2 separate regions of the Homo sapiens genome follow, and region 2 is linked to region 1. A link is a loop called in an ENCODE intact Hi-C map of the cell type or tissue named here. Cell type or tissue: B cell. All regions are shown on one strand. Links, peaks and the distances in the headings refer to the core of each region. The heading gives the core; the rest is flanking DNA. Region 1 has its middle 81 kb from the start of LSM3. Region 2 overlaps SLC6A6 (solute carrier family 6 member 6).

What was found. A loop is a pair of places that touch in the nucleus more often than their neighbours do. Peaks named below come from ENCODE experiments on the same cell type or tissue, not always from the same donor. Only the 100,000 strongest peaks of a DNase experiment are listed, where the experiment ranks them.
Region 2: it touches region 1 in a loop (14-fold over the local background); 2 of 110 quality-filtered maps call a loop at or near these places.

What each region holds. Positions count from the first base shown.
Region 1 is chr3:14,254,639-14,265,479 of GRCh38, reverse strand. No RefSeq gene overlaps it. Among named protein-coding and RNA genes, the nearest start is that of LSM3, 81 kb to the right of the region's middle. In B cell, for the core only: CTCF peaks have their summits at 3,938 and 4,151 (motif pointing left); a DNase peak (open chromatin) is centred at 4,119; H3K27me3 peaks cover 454 bases.
Region 2 is chr3:14,425,873-14,436,713 of GRCh38, reverse strand. The region is part of intron 2 of SLC6A6 (solute carrier family 6 member 6); the gene reads right to left. Among named protein-coding and RNA genes, the nearest start is that of SLC6A6, 29 kb to the right of the region's middle. RefSeq lists enhancers at 292-1,203, 1,204-2,115, 4,159-4,453, 4,153-4,562, 3,940-4,851 and 2 more and a silencer at 8,267-8,421. In B cell, for the core only: a CTCF peak has its summit at 4,938; DNase peaks (open chromatin) are centred at 4,353 and 4,613; H3K4me3 peaks cover 2,300 bases; H3K27ac peaks cover 2,500 bases.

The DNA of each region.
Region 1 (10,841 bases), core at 3,180-5,679:
AGTGCAATGGCTGGGTCACAGGGTCAGGGCGTCTTGCGCTTCCCTTGATGATGCCCAACTGCTTTCCAAGGTGGGGATGCCACTTCACACCCCCACAGCTGCATAGACATCACAGCATTCCACACTGTGAGCAGACCAAACCCTCCCTTCTTAAGTGTGTAGGCTGAGATTGTGGGGAGGCAAGGGGTCCAAGATACCAGAGTCAGGGGCAAAAGGAGCCAGTACTGGAGCCCAGGTCTACGGATGTTGCAGTTATCTATTGCTGTGTGACAAACAACCCCCATGCTTAGTAGTTTGATTTTGCTCATGAATCCACAGTTCAGGCAGGGCTTAGAGGGGAAGGCTCATCTCTGCTCTGTGTGGTGTCAGCTGTGACAGGTTGGCGGGGGGGACCATTTCCAAGATGGTGCACTCATGGCGAGTTGGGGCTGGCTATGAGGGGGAGCTCAGGGGAGGATAAGGGTGGGATGAGGGTCTTGGTTTCATTCCACTCAGCCTCCTTACGGGCTGCTTGGGCTTCCTCAGGGCCTGTCTGGGTTCTGAGAACCAGTATCCCAAAGCTGTCATAGTGGCTCTTCTGCCATACTCCATTGGTCAAGCAGCCACAGGCTGCAGATTCCAGGGGAAGGAGGGGCTAGGTTGCACCCTGCCTCCTGATGGAAGGAACATCAAAGAATTTGGGGGTCATGTGTGAAAACTGACGCACCTGACTTCTGCAACATGCCTTCAATAATGTAAGGTTCCAGATGCTCCGACAGGCAGAAGGTGAATGAGTAGCAGTGTCCGCTAAGGACCACCCTTGTCATGCATGACTCCAAGCACCCAGAAGCATGCAGACCAACAAGGACCTAAAGCAGAGCCTCCCAGAGTCCTGGGCTCCAGTGATAAATCTGTTGATATGCTTTATTTGCCTGGAAGGAGAGGTTTTTATGTAAAAATAACTATCGGCTGTATCAGTCTATTCTTGAATTGCTATAAAGAAATACTTGAGACTGGGTAATTATAAAGAAAATGGGTTTATTTGGCTCATGGTTCCACAGGCTGTACAGGAAGCACAGCAGCATCTGCTTCTTGGGGGGCCTCAGGAAGCTTCCAATCATGGCGGAAGGCGAAGGGGGAACAAGGCACTTCACATGGCCAGAGTGCGAGGAAGAGAGAGGGGAGGTGCCACACACTTTTAAACAATCAGATCTCGTGAGAACTCTATCACAAAAACAGCACCAAATGGGGAAGTCCGCCCCATGATCCAATCACCTCCCACCAGGCATCACCTCCAACACTGGGGATTATAATTCAACATGAGATTTGGATGGGGACACAGAGCCAAACCATATCGTCAGTGTTTCAAAACTGGTAGAAGATTTGGCAACACTGAACTGTCATTTCCAGACGGCCCTGCTGGCCAAAATAAGGAGCGACCACCGGATAAATCCTCTGGTTTACTGCAGTCCCCGACATCCTGAACTGGCCGCTATGGGCCCTCAGGTTGGCAAACCCTAGGTCACGAATTCTAAGACATTAGAAAGACATTGGGGAATAATCATTCCCCAGTGGTTATTAGTGAACACAGTTCAGCGAGTACAGCTGGCAGACAAATGCATGGTGCTGATACGAAGTCCTCAGAAGATGTTCAGCTCTCTAGGAAGAACAATCCCAGAAGGCTTTCCAGAGGAGGTGACATCTCAGTAGTCTTGAAAAATGAGAAGGATTTGGGAGGCCAAGGCAGGAGGATCACTTGAGCTGAGGAGTTTGAGACCAGCCTGTGCAACATTGAGACAGCATCTATACAAAAAAATTCAAAAATTTGCTGGATGTGGTGGTGTGTTCCTATAGTCTCAGCTCTTGGGGGAGGGGACTGAGGTAGTGTTACAGTAGGTAGCTAGTCAGACATGAGCAGGGCAGGAGAGGGCCCTGCCTCCGGATCAGGAATGTGAGGTGACCATCAGGTGACGGTCAGGCGGTTGTTAACTGTCCCTCTAAAATAATGATAATTGGTTACAGCCAGTGCTGGGAAAGCCGGTCTCCCAATAGATAGAAACACCTGAAGCTGGTGATCAGCCGCTTCCTGATAAGATCTCAGGAGTTGGGTGAGTGGGCTCAAGCATGTGCATTAAGAGGCAAAACGGTGGGGTTTAATTGGTATATGAACTTCCTCTAGGAATGCTAGACTGGTAAGAGAAGAATACCTCCAGTGAGCACGTGCACAACTCCAGTAAACACACTGTGCTGGCCGGCCACTGTGCATGTGGACAGCCACCCAAAGGGAAGAATCAGGGGAGAAGGGACACGACCCCCTGGAAGCACTCCAATGTATAAAACCCCAAGTCAAAGGTCAAACCATACACTTGCACCTCTCAAGTCTCCTGCCTGGCCCTCTTTTTGAGTGTACTTTACTTCCTTTCGTTCCTGCTCTAAAACTTTCTAATAAACTTTCACTCCTGCTCTAAAACTTTCTAATAAACTTTCACTCCTGCTCTAAAACTTTCCTCAGTCTCTCACTCTGCCTTATGCACTTTGGTCAGACTCTTTCTTCTGAGGAGGCAAGAACTGAGTTTGCTGCAGACCTGTGTGGATTCACCACCACTAACTGTGGGAGGATCACCTGAGCCCAGGAGGGCAAGGCTGCAGTGAGCCATGATTGCAGCACTGCACTCCAGCCTGGGTGACAGTGTGACCCTGTCTCAAAAGAAAAGAAAGAAAGATGGGAAGGAGTTGTAAATATTCAGGCCTCCAGAAGCTAATGAGTTTGGTCTCTAGTTGGACATCTGAACTTTGAGATCAGAAAAGAAGCAGAAGCAAGTTTCCTCTGGATATCTCTCCCTGCAATCCCAAATCCAATCTCTGCAATCCCTGGTGGAAATAAAAAGCAAAAATGGAGGCACTAGTAGGTGATGATTTGAAAAACATCCAAAGATGCCATGATATTTTCCTCATTGCTGGCCATCCTGCCTCAAATGTCACCATCAGCACCACCATGTAGATTGCAACATTCCGTAGAAAGCACTTATTACTTGAGGGGGAGGTCATTTCTTCACATAAATCACTCATTTGCCCATCAGTCTGAGGCAGTGTGGATTCATTAAGCTGTCAGATTAGCTAGCATAGAGGAGTGCCAGGAAGGAGATGGGGGAGTGAGTGTTGCTAAAGAGAAGACAGCTGTCCTGGGTGATGCTCTCTGCTGGGAGCAGAGCCCAGAGTGGGAGCCCTGAGCACACTGGGGTGAAGGGTCAGACAGGAGGCAGGAGGAAGAAGGTGAGAGCCTCAGGGGCCACCATTCTGCAGGACCTCAATCTCTCTTTTCCAACTGTAATTTCCTCTTCCACCTGACCTTAGTGTGGACTTCTTCACACTAAAGTTCTGGAAGTCTAGGATTCCATAAGTCTAATCTTCCAAAATACTATGATCCCAAGCTGTTATGGATTCTCAGAGTTGCAAGATCATTTTCTTAAGTACGGAGATAAAGATGATAAAGTATTGATTAAGATGGCGTTATCTTTGAAAATGCCAGCAAAGATACTGTGGTTCTAAGGTTCTCCTTCTAGGTGTGATGTTCTCCAGGGTCTAAGTTTTAAAATTCAGTCCTTCTAAGATTTTATGAAGCCATCAACATTTCCCATTTAGACTGAGCTGGAAGCCAGCAATCTGCAGTGAATCCAGTGATTTCTCTATGTTCTATCCGTACTGCTATTTTTCTTTACATTTAACATTTAAATTTAATTTAAAGTTTTTCTTTGGACTTAATCTCATTCTAAATAATAATAGTACATGAAACTGTGGGTTTGAAGGACAAATTCTATTTTTCTAAAAACCGACCAAATAAGCTCTGGTAACGTAGCTCCTGGCACCTCGAACCATCTCAGGCACCACAGGCAACTGGGATACCACATTTCAGAAGCCATTGCCAAAAACGCCAGTCCCTCAACCCCCAACCTATTTCTGCAGGGGAGAGCAAAGCCATCCGTTTACAAATGGGCCGCAGGTCACACCTAGGGCAGGAATTCTTTGGGCACTGAGAATGGGAGGTCCACCCATGGGTCTCCAGGGAAGGTCTTGCCCTGCTGGGTGGAGGTCGGAGTCTGGAGGTCAGGCGTCCTGCTAAGTGGAGTCTCTTGTGGACTGGAGCCAGCGGGGACCCTATGCAACACCGCCATCTAGTGGCCAGAGTGCAAGGCACCGAGGGCAGGAACTTGGAGACAAGTTTGCAGGTCCTGAAATTGGGAAAGCTGGAGAAAAGATAAAGGGACTAATGATTGAGAAACAAATAATTCGATAAAAATAAAATAAATTGTAATATGGAATCTAATCAAGTCCTAAATGGGCACTACAGAAACAACTTATGTGTCCACCATGGGGACTTGGTTAAAGAAATTATGGGATATCATCTTCGGGAATAGTGTGCAGGCATTGTCATAAGTGCCATGAGTGCCATGCTGACATGGAAAGATGCTCAGTTGAGTGGGGAAGAGAGCAGGAATCAGAGTGTCACCATGCAACTTATGCAAAATGTAAGTATAGATCCATTTCGGGCTCACATCTAGAGAGAATGTCCCCAACTCACCATCTTTCCCATGGCAGTAAATGCACCCCATTTACATGGCTGCTCAAGCCAGAAACCTAGAAATCACTCAGCCTCATGTCCCCCACCCTGACTGTTACACCAGCGCATCGCCAAGTCAGTTCTGTCTCTGAAGCCCACCGGCTTGTAATCCTCTCCACGACCACCACCTCTGGCCGGACCAGCATCATGTCTGGCCTGGATGACTGCAGGGGCCTCCAACCTTGCCCTTCTGCATTTTCCAGTACACAGCCCGGAGAATGGCCCCAGCGCCAGCTGGATCATGTTGCTTCCCTGCTTAAACTCCTCCTGCAGTTTCCTGCCTCACTAGAGTAAAAGCACCCTCAAGCCAACCTTGTTCCATACCCTTGACCCCTTCTCTCTCTGCTCCTGCTCACTGGGCTCCTTCAGGTCCTCAAATCTTTTGAGTTCTTTCCCATCCTGGTCTTTCCACCCACTGCTGGTTCCCGGCCCTGAGACAATCCTGGCCCTGCCCCATCCCTGCCAATTTCTACTCAAACCTGGGCACAATGCCGCCTCCTCAGAGCAGGCTCTGTGGGTGATATAGGATTTCACTTTTGTATCTTCTGATTTGTTTGGGAAATAAGTATTATTTTGCTATGATCAAAAAAATCAGATAATGTTCATTTTAAAATAAAATCAAATGTCTAGACCATTGGCACATGGTGAGTTCAGAGCAGGGGGAGGCTCAAAGGCTAGGGAAGGCTTCCTAAGGGAGGGGGAGCTTGAAGAAAAGGAAGCATTGAGCCCAGGAAGGCAAACAGAATTCCAGAAAGGGAAACTTGAACAAAGGCATAGAGGTGGCAGGGCAGCTAGAAGAGGTGGCACCTACTGATTTTGCTTGTTTAAAACCCTTAATTCTGGTTGTAACACCCATTTTTTTTCCTCTGAGGATGCACATTTCCCACATCCTCAGATCATGTGTTTCTAGTGAGGCTGATTCTCATGATATGGGTGTGTGAATTCAGCTGGGCCAATGAGAGCCTTTCCTGAGATTGTTGCTGCACCTATTGAAAAAAGTGTTGTCTTTCCAACAGAGTTGTCAAGCTGGAAGGATGCAAGCCCAATCTTTGCCACCACAAAGGAAGATAATAAAACCCATACGGGAGAAAACAGAGCCACAGATGGAGACAGTCACATTCCTGGTGACAGTGTTTGAGCACCTGGATCCAGCCCAACCTGAGGCCATTTTCTCCTAGGCTTTTTAGATCTGTGAACCAATAAATCCCCGCTTTAGGAGTTGGGCTAGTTTATCGTGAGTGTCTATCATTTATAACCCAAAAATTCCTAAGTTCCACACTAAGCTGGCTGGAACAGAGGCTTGCTATGGAAGACAGTGAGGGAGGCTGAGCAGACACGGCAGAAACAACAAATGTCATGGCCATTCTTTGGAGGCAAGGCCTTTATCCCAGTGGACTGAGGCATCTAGTGTGGGAATTGGAGAGTCTGAATCTCTGAGCCAAGCCAGAAATCTGAAACAACGATAGGCCCTCTCTCTTGACTGCCCACAAGCCACATTGTGTCTTCATTGACCCAGAAATCCTTTGAAAGGAGACCCAGGGACAGAAATGGCCTGGAGCAGCTCCTGTTCTTGGCTTCTTGGGGCTTTGGAAGGAAACCATCTAAGTCTTCCCAGACCGCACTGGGAAGGCCAAGAATCCACAAGACAACTGACCAGCGGGGAGAGATGGGTGAGGGTGGGGACCATTTGGGGCATTTTCCACTGCTCTTGCCCTGTTTGTTCGTGGTCGGTCTGACTGCTCCTGAGGGCCCTGGTCTCTGGCGGGGGCAGGGAGGGGGTGCTGCGGGGCTGGTGGAGGCAAGGGACACAGGCCTGTAGCTCTAGCCCAGAGTTGGGGCCCTCCTAGGAACTGCAGGATGGTGTGATACATGGAGACACCCCCAGCGCCCTGGAGGGGCAGTAGCTATGTCCTGTGCCCTCCCATCATGCCTAGCACAGTTCCTGCCACAGGGTTATATGCATGGCACTAGTTACCATTCAGAAAACAGATCCCAAGTGCTTGCTGGGAGTGAGTAGAAGAGGAGTTCACAAGGACCGAGGTGCGTGATCACGTCAGTGTCACTGACTTGTGTCTTTGGGGCTGACTTGTGCCTTTAGGGCTGTCTCCCATTCCGGCCCTCCTGTAACCGTCACATCCGGTCTCCACAGGGGCAGGACTCCCTCTGAAACCTCTGGCCTGACACCAGCCACATACCACTTTCCAGCTTTCGAGAGGTGCAGCTGAAGATGTGAATGAAAATCAATACATATGGGCAAAGATTCATTAAAATTCAATACTTATTCATGTTTTTTTTTAACTCTCAGCAAAAGAGGCACAGAGGAGAACTTTCTTAATCTGATAAAGAGTTTCCATCAAAGAAATGTGTGTGCGCGCACGCTCACACACACACACACACACAGCTAACATCATCATTAATGGTAAAATACTGAATGCTTTTCTCCTAAGGATAGGAACAAGAAATGGATGTCCGCCACTATCATTTCTATTCAACATTATACAGCAGAGCCCAGTTGTTTCGATGAGGCAGAAATAAAAATAAAAATAATAAAGTTTGAAATGAAACATACAAACTCATTATTTAAGATGATAATATTGTATATGGAAAAAATCCAAAATCCAATAATAACCTATTAGTATTAATGAGTAAGTTTAGCAAGATTGCTGGATATAATCAACATACAAAAATTAGTTTAGTGTGTATGTGCTGGCAACAATTACCAAATGAAAATTTTGAGGTGCCATTTACAATAATACCAAAATAATCATCAAATACTTATGAGTAAGTCTAATGAAAGAAGCACAAGACCTCTATGACGACACAAAACAGTGTAGAGAAATTAAAGAAGACCTAAATAGAGGACTGTAGCCTGCTTGTTGTTTGACCAGCTTAATATTATTACAATATTAAGTTGCCAGATTGATCTGTATGTTTAATACAAACCCATTCCAGCAGGTATTTACAAGAAAATTGGCATGCTGTTTTCAAAATTTATGTGGAAATTCCAAGGACCTAGAATAGGTAAAGCAATCTCACAAGAGTACGAAGCTGGATGACTTAATGTACTGGATGTCAAGGGTTTTTTCTAAATCCAGAGTAAGAAGGCAGTGTGGCATACTGTGATCCTAGTCAAGTGGACCAATACAACACAGTAGGGAGCCCAGAAACAAACCCACACGTGTTCAATCCCTGGATTCACAAGAAAGATGCACAATTCAGTGAGGAAAGGTGATATTTAATAAATGGTATTAGTTCAATTGGAGAGTCATATGGGGGAAAAATGGGCCTACCTCATATCATACCCCAAAATTAATTCGAGATCCATCATAGACCTAAATTAAAACAAAAAATCTTCTGGAAAATAAAATACAAGAATATCTTCATGACCCTGGGGTAGACAAAAATTTCTTAACCAAACAGGTTGAGAGATGTTTGAAATACATCTATGAAAATAAATACCAATATCCAGAACATACAAAGAACTTTTATAAATTAATAAGAAAAAGACAGGCTAGGCACAGTGGCTCATATCTGTAATCGCAGCACTTTGGGAAGCCGAGGCAGGAGGATCACTTGAGCTCAGGAGCTTGAGGCCAGCCTGGGCAACACAGCGAGACCATGTCTCTACTAAAATTAAAAAAAAAAAAAAATAGCTGGGTGTGGTAGGGGCACCTGTGCTCCCAGCTACTTGTGAGGGTGAGTTGGGAGGATTGCTTGAGCCCTGGAGATCCAGACTGCAGTGAGCCGTGATCACGTGACTGCACTTCAGCCTGGGTGCCAGAGCAAGACCCTGTCTCAAAAAGAAAAAGAGAAAGAAAAAGACAGACATCCCAGTTTTTAAAGTGGGCAAAAAGCTGTGAACAGAGACTGCACCAAAAAGCACATCTAAATAGCCAATTATCATATAAGCATTATTAACATCTTGGAAATGCAGATTAAAGTCACAGGAAGATGCCATCACACTCCTCACTAAAATGGCTAGCAGGTGTGGTGCACTGGCAGCTATACTGCTGTCAGCAGGTGGCCTGCAGCTGTCGGCTCCTCCAAGGTCTACCTCTGCTAGGAGAGCCACCCCGCCCTAGGTCATGGCCCTCCTGGGGCAGCCCAGATCAGGCGGCAGAGTGCAGCAGGGCTTAGAGGTCAGCCTTTTGTTTCCACTGGATGTGGGTCACGCTGCTGGGCAGAACTCACGCCAGCCAGCTCCCTGCTAGGTTAACTGGGGCTTTGTCTAGCCTGAGTCACAGCTCAGCTCTTCTCTCTGCCCCAACTTGTTCCTTCCTTTTCTCTTCACAGGTGTGGATCCCCAATAACTGTCTCCAGATCCAAACTCCATGGCCAAATCTGCTCCCAGAGAAACCAGCCTGCACAGTGAGGATGTGGGTATGGAGCAACTGGAACCCTCAACTATTGCTGTTTGGATCATCACTTAACACCACTTCAGAAAACTTTTGGCAGCATTATATTATATATTAGTATTCTAATGCTAAACTCAGTCTACATAGACCCTAAGACCTAGCACATTCTCTTCTAGGTAGATGCCCAACTGAAATCAGTGCTTATGTCCTCAGAAGCCCTGTTCACAGAAGCTTGATGCGTAATAGCCACAACTGGCAACAGACCAAATGTCCATCATCAGGAGAATGGATAGACACGTGGGGGGCAGTTCAATGCAATGCTAACAGCACATCAAAAGGAAAAAGGCTGCTGCTACACACAACATGGATTCAACACACAGGCTTTGTGTTCAACAGAGGAAACCAGGCACAGAAGAGTGCACATATCCTGTGTGTATATACACAGTACACACAACTTGTGTGGCTCCATTTACATGGTGACCAAACCTAGGCACAACTAATCTGTAATGATAGAAGTCTGGAGAATGGAGAAATTGAGGCTGGAGGGAGCTTGCTGGGGAGCTGCAAGTGTCCAATATATTGATTGACCCTGGGGGTGGTTGTATGCTTATATACACAGGCAAAAGTTAATCAAACCCCACCCTTAAGATGCACGCACTTTGCTGAATGTTACACTTGATAAAAAAAAACTAAGTTAAGAAATAGAAGTTCCAAGCCTTCACAGTGACCCACATTTACTGAGAACTTACTGTGTTTCAGGGCCAGTCATTTCATGCAGCAGATCACTCCATGCACACACACACACACACACACACACACACCCCAACAAATACATAAATACATCCTCAACACACACACACCCCAACACGTATATACTCCAATACATACACATCCTAATACACACACCCCAACACACACATATGCCCTCAACACACACCCCAACACACATACCCTCAAAACACATACACTCCCTAACACACACATACTCCAACACACACACACCCCAACACACACACACCCCAATACATACACACCCCAACACACGCACTCCAACACACACACCCCAATACACATATACCCCAACACACACCCCAATGCACACTCCAACACACATCCCAACACACACATTCCAACACACACCCCAATGCACACACACCCAACACACACACATCCCAACAAAAACATACTCCAACACATACATGCCCCAATACATACACACCCCAACACACACACACACAGCAACACGCGCATACTTCAACACGCACATACTCCAACACACACACCCCAATACACACACACATCAATACACACATACTCCAACACACACATACTCCAACACACACACCTTAATACACATATGCCCCAACACACACACCCCAACACAAACATCCCAAAACACACATTCTGACACACACATACTCCAACATAGCCCAATACCCACACACCCCAACACACACACAATCCCCCCACGGACACCAACACCCACATACTCCAACACACACATACTTCAACACACATACCCCAACACACGCCTTAAAACACATACCCCCAACACACACACAACCCAACACACACAGTTCAATACACACACAGACCAATGCACTCATACACAGACACACACACACACACACACACACAGTCTCACACATCCCCAGCTTCAAGGCACAGCTTAAAGCTAAGCCTGGGGAGAAATAAGAACCGTAGGTGCAGTTACGTGGTCTAAACTCTGGGATCCAGGCGTCTTGTCCTTAAAGTGGAAGTGATACTGCTCCCCACCTCCCAGAGATATTAGGGACACAAGACATTAGGCACATTCCAACACACACCCCAATACACACACACACAACACACACACACCCCAACAAACACATACTCCAACACATATACGC
Region 2 (10,841 bases), core at 3,735-6,234, 170 kb before region 1:
TGGGGCTCCCTGGACCACTGTCTCCATAGATTCTGGGCTAGGTACAGGCTCAGTGAGCAGGATGGCCAGGATCTATTAGTGATGCCTGCCAAGGGCACTCTCCTTGGCCCTAGTGTTTAACAATTAAGCACCAAAAAAAAAAAAAAAAAAAAAAAAAAAAAAAAAAAAAAAAAAAAAAAAAAGGGAGTTGTTGTTAAGAGTGCTATTCCTGGGTGGGCGTGGTGGCTCACACCTTTAATCCCAACACTCTGGAAGGCTGAAGTGAAAGGGTGGCTTGAGGCCAGGAGTTCCAGATAAGCCTGGGCAACACATTTGGACCCTGTCTGTACAAAAAGTTAAAAAAAAATTAGCCAGGTGTGGTCACGTGCGCCTGCAGTCCCAGCTACTCAGGAGGCTGCGGTAGGAGGATCACTTGCACCCGGGAGTTGGAGGCTGCAGTGAGTTGTGATCATGCCACCTCACTCCAGGCTGGGTGACAGAGCAAGACCCTGTTTCTAAAAAGATGAAAAAATAATAATAATAAAGTAGAAGCTCTTTCCATCACTCTAAGTGGAGTAGCTGTTTTAAGTGGAAATTAATCAAAGCCTTTCTTTTTCTCTTTTATATATATTTTAAAAGTACACCTTTAAGAGATTGAATCATTGAATTGTATCATGAGGTCTGTATCTGTTGGTTATCTGCTCCCAAGGAAAGGCTAACTCAAGCGTGGCGAGCTCCAAAGCCTCCAGAGGCCTGGTGGGCAAAGGACAGGAGTCCACTGGGGTGGGGAGGTCGCAGGGAAGAGTGGGAACCAGGGGACAGGAGGAGTCTGGACTCTCACAGGCAGCTCTCCTTAGCTCCCACTACTGCAGGTGCCTTCGGGACTGGTGCCCACTGGGGCTGGATCCTCCAGCTTCTCAAGAGATGTTGAAATCTGGTTTATATGCACACACACATTTTTCAGTTTCTAAACCACCACCTGGGTCAAACACAAACACAGAGGGGGCCAGACTCAGCCTGTGGCCAGTCTGCTCTCTTTGGTCACACTATTGCCCCCAGGTCACCTAAGGTGGCCGTGGCAAAGGGAAGAATGGGCTCGTGCGGAGATGCTGACCAGGCTGGCCTACAGCCCTGATGGCTTGTCCCGGTGAGGTCATCCAGGAAGCCAGGCATTGTTTTGCCCGGAACAAAGCCGAAACAATGAGCAAAAATATTCTGGTCGTAGTGAAAGTGAATTCTGTTGAGGAAATCGTTTCAGCATGCCGTCTCTGGGACAGGGGCTTGTTATCTACCTGGGGTTCAGCATCCTCGGGTGAGGTCCTCCCCTCTCCTGATTTAACTGCAACCTCCACCCCACCAAAGTACGGGTCTACCCTCAGAGACCCCCGACCTCCGCTAGAAGCCTCCTGCCTGGATCACACTAAGCCCTGCAGAAAAGCCTCTACCTCACCCCCGGCCTCATCAGCCTTGCCTTTCACAGATCAGGAGACTGAGGCTCAGAGAAGGGGGAAGCCTTATCCCAGGTCCCACAGCTACAGGACAGTGGGCCAGGATTTGCACCCACGTCCCAACTCCATGACCTTGGTGCCACCCTGGGGCAAGGTGACCTCTGGATGGGGACCAGCCAGACCACGTAGTTCTTCTTAGTCTGTGGTTTGCTGGGGAAGAGTGGATGACAGTGAGCAGGTTTTGCAAAGAACAAGCCTCTGGAACAACGCCGGGGGTGGCGAGACACGGTATGAGTCTAATAGACAGCCAACTTGTCACCTTCCCCTCATAAAAACATTGGCAGGTGAACATAAGGTCTGGGGACTGGGTCCAAACTGTTTTATCATCTCCTTGGAAGTGGCAGGACCTGGCCCAAAGCCCCAGAGAACCACAGTCTGGCAGCAGAGGAGAGGCAGCAAGGAGAGTGCCACCGTGCCAGTTGCAGGGGGAGGGGTGGAGGCACGGCAGGCTCCCGGTGGCAGGATGGCCTGAGAAGGGCCAGGATGAGGCAGGGTGGCTGGCGCTGCCCCAGATGAAGGTGTTTGAGGCACACACCATACTCCAAACGGAGGTGCCCCACAGCAGAGCCCAAGCAGCTAAGTCGGGGAAAGGGCAGTGGGCGAGGTCAGAAAGCTGGGTCATGCAGGCCAAGTCACTTCCCCTCTGCATCTCAGAGGTCCAGGGTTAGAACAAAGGTTTGAGTGGCTTTGGCAAGCAGTGGCTGTTAACTCACCCTACTATGTGCCAGGCACTGCTCTAGGAACTGGAGACAGTGGGTGAGCCCTACCAAGCTGACCTGCAGAAGGGGAGATAGACACTAAACACATAAATGAGCAATTATTTATGACAGTGCCCAGCACACAGAAAACAACAAAGTAGGCCCCTCTGCGGAGGTGACATTTCATAACAACAGCAGCTCGCTGAGGACTCACTGTGGGCAGGCCCTGTGCCAAGCCCTTTCCAGACACCAACTCACTCACTTACTCCTCACCAGCCCGGATGATGGAAAGAGGCCCAGAGAAGTAAAGCCACTTGCCCAGGGTCATACAGCTGGATTCAAACCCAGAAGCTCGGCTCTAGGGAACAAGCTTTTAGCCACACTGAAGCTGAGGCAAAGAACTGGGGGCAAAGAACTGGGGGAACACTGTTCTAAGAGCAGAGAACAGCAGGTGTAAAGAGGGCCATGGTGCACATAGTGAAGAAACAGAAAGCCAGAGTGTGGCAGAGAGGAAGAGGGGACGGGGCCCCCAAGGCCAGAGTTAGAACCTGGATTTATCCCAAGTTTTGTGCTGCCCCAGTGAGGGCTCAACGCTTTTGGCTAAAAGCCCTGGATTGTCCCTGACCACCAACCCTTCCCTTCTACTCTGAAAGGGAACTTAAGGGCCCATGTTGGGTTTTTCCCTGCAGGTACTTATGACTTTTTTTTTTTTTTTTTTTTTTTTTTGAGACAGAGTCTAGCTCTGTTGCCCAAGCTGGAGTGCAGGGTGCGATCTCAGCTCTCTGCAACCTCCGCCACCTGGGTCCAAGAGATTCTCGTTTCTCAGCCTCCTGAATAGCTGGGATTACAGGTGCCTGCCACCACGCCCAGCTAATTATTTAGTATTTTTAGTAGAGATGGGGTTTCACCATGTTGGCCAGGCTAGTCTCAAACTCCTGACCTCAAGTGATCCACCTGCCTTGGCCTCCCAAAGTGCTGAGATTATAGATGGGAGCTACCGTGCTCAGCTAACACTTTCTGGTGGGGCCTGTAGAGTCGTTAACCCCACACCTCGGCCGCCTGGGTTCCTCACCATGAGCTGAGAACCTGCGGGGTGGGTGGCCAGAATGTCTTCCCCTTGACCAAGGACCTAACACCTAAGACTGGTGGCACAAACACAACATCCTTGTGCAGGAAGCCCAAACCCTGCCGGCTCCATGGGTGAAGCCATGCTTTGAAAGGAACAGGGTCACCCTTTGCTGTAATGTGCTCTTGGGAAGTCATCTGCCCACTCTGCTCTGAGCAGGCACTCGCTTACCTGGGGCAATTCTCTCTGGGGGAGGTGGCGGGAGGGAACAAAAGCTCTGGCTGACTGAGCACCTGCTACACACCTGGCCCAGGGCCATCACAGGGGTACTGGGTCACCGTCCCACCTTCACAGCACTAACGTCCCACCTTCACAGCACTAACGACTAGAGAAGGAGGGAGGGGCTCGTTTTGTTAAAGAAACAAAAATTATTCTACAAGTTCAGAGGAAGGACAAGGTTCCGTGTCTGGTCAAGGGTAGGCTTCAAAGACGTCTCTGGTCAAAGAGTCCCTGAGAGCTGGGCCTGACAGCCTGGACACACAGAGGAAGGTCAAGTCTCTGGGATGCTGTCTGAGGGGACCCTGGACACCACTCAGTAGACTTCCAGGGCACTTGGTACCCACAGCTGGGCTGGAGGAGAAAGAGGAGCTTGGGGAGGGCCACCAAAATGCCTACCTTGGGTACTTGGAGGCCTGTTTCCACAGCCAGAGGCAGGGCCGAGAGCAGCCCCATCTGCAGATTCTGCACACATCGGGGCTTCTCCTGACCTGGGGAGTCGCGCACTGTTGGACTTGCTCTTAAGGCTGGGGTTTTGGGGTTGTTTTCCTGTTGCTATGTGTTTAGGCCAATAACAGCACAACGGTCACACTGCCTGCAGCTCTGCTCCAGGGTGCAGGGGCTGGGTGAAGGGTCAGAGGGAGCCAAGCCCCTTTTCCATCTCCTTCCCCCATGGCCCAGGGCTGGCTGGAGTCAGGCTGCTGTAGGGGCCCCTGGAGCCTGCGGAAGGAGTGGGTGAGTCAGCAGGCAGCCACCTCCTGGCACTGACTCACCAGCGACAGGACAGGGCTGTCACTCTTGCTGTCAGCTTCGCTAGCAGCCCAGCCCTCAGCCTGGTTTTGCCGGAAATGGGGGCGGGGTAGGGTAGACCATGAGCCTGAAACAGGCTCTGCAGAGCCCAGGATTATTTCTGGAGGCCACAAAAAAGAAACTCAAGAAAAGAGAAAGGTTGGTTGCCATTTCCTTGACCTTCTCCTTTTAAGCTGTAAGAAGCCTAAAGCCCTGCTCCTTGTTGGCTATGAAAAGCAGAGGGCAGCCCCTCCCTTGCTCTATAGAAACTGGAAGGATACAGGCCCCAGTGACAGAGTCAGCTAAGGGTGCACGTGCAGGAGCCGGGCCAGCCCCAACTCTGTCACTGTGGCTCTGCCGGATGCCACAGTGCCATGGAAACCAGTCAGGGCGCTCTGCTGTACAGCCTTGGGCAAGTCACCTTCTCTCTTCAGCCTCAGTGTTACCCTCTCTAAAGTAGGCACAATATCCCATCTACAGTATGTGAAACTCCTACCTCATTAAATGTTTGCAAACAACCTCCCCCTCCTTGTTCCTCTTTTAAACATGTTTTTCCCCCTGACGAGGATGTACTTTCTTCTTCCTTCCTACCTCCGCCCCACCTCACTCGGACTCAGAAATTCAGCTCGACCAGAGTGTGGTGCTAGAGGAACCAAACAGCCTGGGATTTAGCAAGACAGGGTGGGGAACTAGCACTGTCGGTCACCGGTGCCCACTGTGTTCTGGAGCACAGGTGCCTGCTCTACTTAACTGGAAGCCGATTCCTAGGCCCCCTCCACCATCCAGAACCAGCCCAAGATCCCCAGGGGTTCCTGAAGCACACGCTGTGGTTTCTCAAGCCCCAACACCCTTGGCTTGTGCTGTGCCCTCAGCCCGGTACACTCTTCCCCTGCCTAATGAGCAGGTACCCCTCACAGCCTCGATGGGACAGCCTCCAGGACAGCTCTGTCCCTGCGTTCCCAGCCTGTACTGTTGCTGTCTGTTACTCCCCAGTCACCCGGGTCCTGCTTCCTGACACCTAGTATTAATACAAGGCCCAGCACGATGAGGATTTTTCAGATGGAATGTTTAGGGCTTAGGGCTCTGGGGACACTCTGCATAGGGAGAAACAGCCTTCCACGTCAGGCATTCTGAGAGCTCCTCTACGAGGGCGACAGAGCAAACTGCAATGACAGATGCTGGGGTATGTGGACAGTGGGGAAGGGTGGACCAGGATGTGCTCCCAACATCTGAGCACAGTTTCCCATCAGATGGTCAAAACTCTACAGATGAACACCAGATCTTTAGGAAATCACTTTTCATTAAACGATGTCCATTCCTGAGCATCTTCCAATAATGACTTTGAAGTTAATTTTTCCTGCCCCTAAAGGTTTGCCAAGTGCCAGGGGATGCCCTGGGATCCCACACAAAATCAAAGACTCACAGTGGGGCTTTGGAGGTCTTGGCACGTCCACATCCAAGCCCATTTTACAGATGAGGAAACTGAGGCCCAGGCCACATAGCAGATCAGTGACAAGACAAAGCTACAGTCTCTAGCCTCCTCCACAGACGGCCCCATCAGAGCTGGAGGGAACTCATTTCACAGAGGGGAAACTGAGGCCTGAAAGATGTGGTGGAGGGGCGGGACATTCCCGACAACCCCAACTTGGTGGGATACAGTGGACGCCAGAGGCTGAACATAAGCTCTTCTTCCAAACTTGGGAGGATGAGGCTCATATCTAATTCTGTCAGGTTGGCAACTGTTGGTGCAGTGGTGGCAGCGACTTCCAGCACTACAAGATGGTGCCTAACAGCGGCTACTGCTCAGCCAGAAGAAAAGCTCAGCGCTAAAATCCACACTCGGGTGGGGCTAGGATGCAGGGAGGACCGACGCTTCTCAACTGTGGTCTTCCTACGTGCAGGGGCCATCTCCCAGGGCAACCCCCAGTGGTAGCCATCTCCCTCAACTTTCCATTGCAATTTAGCTTAAACTCTGGGGGTGCTGGGGACATGGTATACCTTCTGATGGCCTGTCACTCGTGGTGTGGCCCAAGAGGCCACACCAACCATTGGAAACTCCTTGGAGGCGTGCCCTGACCTCTGCTCCCACGTGCTTAGCCGGGTTTGTTTCTAGCAAACCCCAAATGCCTGCCATGTCAGCCCCCAGCTCAAGAACTATCAGTGACTCCCAGCTGCCTAGATAATAATCTGAACTTCTCCTCTTGGAATCCCAGGCTCACTAGAGTTGTCTGACTTGCCCCCAATCTCTGCCACCTTATTTCTCCTTTTGCCCAGCATGACTCTCTCCCCGGCACTGCCCCTTTCAAGTCTGTGCTTGGTTTGTGGGTTCTCTTACATTTAGGTAGATCCCACCCACCTGGAAGACCCTGGTCCAAGTGTCACCTCCCAGCAAAAGCCCTTCCCGCCCACCCAAGACTCTTCCGTTTAGCATCCTCCAGCTCAAATCACCCCCACCATTCACCAGACACTGCACTCTCATTCAGAACTGTGCAACTTTGGATAAAGTTCAAAGTTCTCCTTGGGAAACCTCAGTTTCTTGACCTGTAAGCGGGCCTCATAATCTGTAAAGTCATTCATTGCTGAAGTCTGTGGGATCTTAGGAGGGACTAGTGGATGACCAAAATCCTCACATGAGGAACATCAGAGTTGCCTGAGACACTGGCTAAAAATGCAGATGCCTGGGCCCATGCAGCCCTACTGACTGAATTTTCAAGGTGGGGGCCCACGAATCTGTCCTGTTTAACCAGCTTCCCAGGTGAATCTGAAAATCAGGTGAGGTTGGGAATGGCGGTGCTAATAATGAACTGGGAGGCACCTGGGCAAAACATCAAACAAAATCAGCTCAGGAAAGAGATTAAGGCTGGCTCATGACAGTGCGTGCATGTGATGCGTGTGTGCACACAGACGTCTCATCTGCCAGACTGTGAGCATCTAGGGGCTGGGCCAGGCTGAGTTTCACTTCTGCCAGCCTCACTAAGTCCAGGATCATCCCAACAGCCATTTATCCCGGACTTGAGAGTTTGCCAGAGAGTCTCTTATTCCCTATTGCTGCTGCTCCTCACCAGGCCCTGGCAGATGAAGACCTTGGCCCTCAACTTACAAATAAGGAAAATGAGGCTCAGAGGAGAATGACCTGGCCAAGGTTACTCCATAGCAAGTGGCAGAGCCCAGATGTGGACCCAGGACAGAGCCAACATGCCTTTATCCACTTGCTAAAGAGAAAGGGAGTTTGAGAAATCAAGGCAAAGGCTGGCAGGGGTGACCTAGGGCTCCTGGAGCTGGGCAGCTGAGTGAGGCCTGCATGTTTGAGACTGGGGGGAGAAGCCTTGGAGACCAACCCCGATTCCTGGGGGTAGGGGGGTGCAGAGGGAAAAAGAAGCCTGGCCTTGTCTCTGCAGCAGGCGAGGGGCACAGTTCAGCTGAGCAGGCCCCAGGCAGTGTCTCTAAGGACAGGAATGAGCTGCAAGGCACATTGCCTGGGACTTAGGGGCTCCCCTCACTGTCACCCAGCAGAGAGGAGTCACTTTCTCCAGTGGAGGCAGCAGGTGGGACTTCCCCAACAGCAGAAACACCTGTCCCTTAAACACCACCTCCCCAGGCATAGGGAACAATGGCAGGAAAGGCCAGCGGAGGCTCTGGTGACATTGCTTGACCAAGGTGAGGCTTGCCCTGCTCTGGACTGTGGTTCAGAACTGCTCTCAGGAGACTCAGCAGCCTGGAGGTGCAGGGTCCCAAATGTCCCTCCCACACACCTGCACACAGGGCCCCTCTCTCAGCAAAGGCACCCTCCCCAGGAGAGAAAGTTGTACACCATAAATAAACCTGTCTCTGCTTCAGGTTCCTCAAATATAGAATGGGAGTAATAACAGTACCTAAGTTGTGAGGCTGTTGAGAGATTAAAGAACCAAACATGTATGGACTGCTTAGAACAGTGCCTGGCATACAGCAGGCACTTAGAAAGTTCAAGCTATCAGGATGATGACAAAATTGACCGGCATTCTTCCTCAACTCATGGGCAGCCTGGGCTCTGAGCCGAGGCCCTGCTGAGCATCTCTTGGGCACCATGCCCGCCGAGTGCTTTACAGATCATCTTACAGGGCCAAGACCAGGGCTCAAACACTGGCCAACCGCTTCTGAGATTCAGGGTGTCACCCTAACAGCTGGGCCTCCTCCTAGCTGCCCCCTCCCTTCTATTCCAACTGTCTCTCTCCCAGGCCTCTCAGGGGCCAGCCTCCTCTTCTGCAGTGCATGTGACTGGGGGATCCTGGGGTCCCCATCAATATTCTTGCTGAGCAATGTGGGTCCCCTGTGTTGGTGGGTCCCTGGGGATCTGAGCACAGATGTGAAAACCTGCCATCACCTCCCTCCCCTAGCCCTTAGGATACAGTTAGGGGAGCATCTCAGGGCAGAAAGCAGAGTGGAGGAGCCGAGGGCCAGATCAGGGCCTGCAGTTCCCCATGCAAAGTACTGAGTACCCTTCTGGCCCTTGGGATGGTGGCACCTGCTAAGCTGGGGAGATGGAAGTTACAGGGGCTGGGAACTGGACTCGAGAGTAGAAAAGGACTTTGCTGTGGACCTGCAGAGCAACCCCAACAACCCACAGGAGGGAAGAGCAGGGCAGCTCCTTGGAGCAGGGTGGCCAGGCAGCTTCTCTCCACCTGCTGGCCCCTGGGACACCTTGGGCAGCTGGAGAGAAAACCTTCAGGAGAGGAATGTTACCTTGCTGGTGGCCCCCAGGATGGCTGCAACTGCAGAAGTCAGACACTGGGACCCCTCAACATGGCAGCTTTGAAACCCCACAGCTCCTGGCTGAAGGTCCTTGGGCACCGGGGACCCCTCCTTTAGGCATTATTGAATGACAGATCAGCCCAACAACTTGATGCCCAGAGTTCACATATAGTAAGCAGACAGAGGCCTGGGAAGGAAGGCGGGGCTAGCCAGGAAGCTCTGAAGCCAGGCTGATGGGGCTCAAACCCCAGCTCTGCAACCGTGGGCAGCATATGCTCTGTGCCTCGGTTTCCTCACCTGTAAAACATGGCTGATAATGGCATCGACCTCACAGGGTGGATGGCGATCCCACCAGGTTAATTTCTCAGGACAGGGCCAGGTGCCCAGAGAAGTGTACGTTAAAACTCCAGGTGTGAAGGGGAACATCTACTCATGCTGGGGCTAATCTGGAAGAGCTGCCTGCCTGTAGCAGGACTCAGGACAGCTGCAATTATTGTGGTTGGCTCTTAGGTCTTCCCAAAGGGCTTCTACTCTGAGGCACAGAAGCAGCCAGAGAGTGCGGAAGACACCCAGCACCCAGGGTCTCTGTGCCTCAGAGTACCTGAGCATGAGGTCACAATGCTCCTTCCAGCACAGCGCAGGGTGCTGGGAGGCTGTGTTTTCCAGGAAAGTACACCACATAAGAACGCTCTGCAGCAGAACTAAAGCCAGAGAGGGGTTCCTTTATCACAGAACCCCCATCGCCACGCCGTTTCTGGGAGGCCCTGCCATTCCCAGGCCCTGAAGGACACATTCCTGCTCATCCTCAGGTGCACCTTCCCCTGGGAAGCCGGCCCAGAAGTTTCTTCTTCCTCACCAAGACCGCAGGAAGCTCTAGGGCAGGGCCAGCCCTCCTCCCAGGTAGGGATGAGGAGGGTCCCGGCTTATTGTCATAGCAACCCTTGGTTCTCCTAATTCCACCTGTTCTTGTATAACTGAAATAATAACTGCAGCTGACATTGTCTGTCTGGCACTGTGACGGGCACTTTACATAATTCTAGCTAATAGAAATGTTTTAATCAGGCTAAATATTTTTTTCTTTCCTTAAATCATTTTTCACTGATTACAGCTGCTTACTTTTCTCCTAATTAGTCCGAAAGTAGCGAGACTGTGTAGCATCTTAGAGTCTAATGGGGCTTAAAAGCACACTCGAAATGCTTTAAATGTATGCAAAATCCTCCAACCTCGTGGCCAATCCCAGCTCCCTGGGCTGCAGGCTTGCATGTGCAGTTTGGGGATCAGCAGGTGGACGCAGTATTTTACCCAATCCTTAACCAGCCACCCTTTGGGATGGCTGGGGGGGGACTTACCCCAAATGGAGATGAGGAACTACGGCTCAGAATCAATAAGCGACTTGACCGAGGTTGCACAGCCAGGAAGTGGTGGACTGGAGTCTGGATCGGTAACCACTGCGCTCTGGGGCACCGCCTGGCTGTGACCTTAGATACCAGGAAGTCTCTCCCCCTCAACCTGACACAGGGGGAAACTGAAACCAGCAGGAGGCAGGGGAATTATTTTTCAAATTAACTCAAGGATTAGAATCCAGGTCTCTTGAATCAGCCCAGATCAAAAGTATTTTCACGGACCGGGTGGCAGCTGGCCTCAATCATAAGAGCAGCAGCTAACAGCCCTGGCTGCGCGAGGCCCAGTGCTCAATGCTTGCAAGGCATCTTCCCATTTAATTATACTCATAATTGGTGAGAGTCATGCATACCTGCCGTGATTACTAACTACTGACCCCGCAGGCTAGGGAAGAAA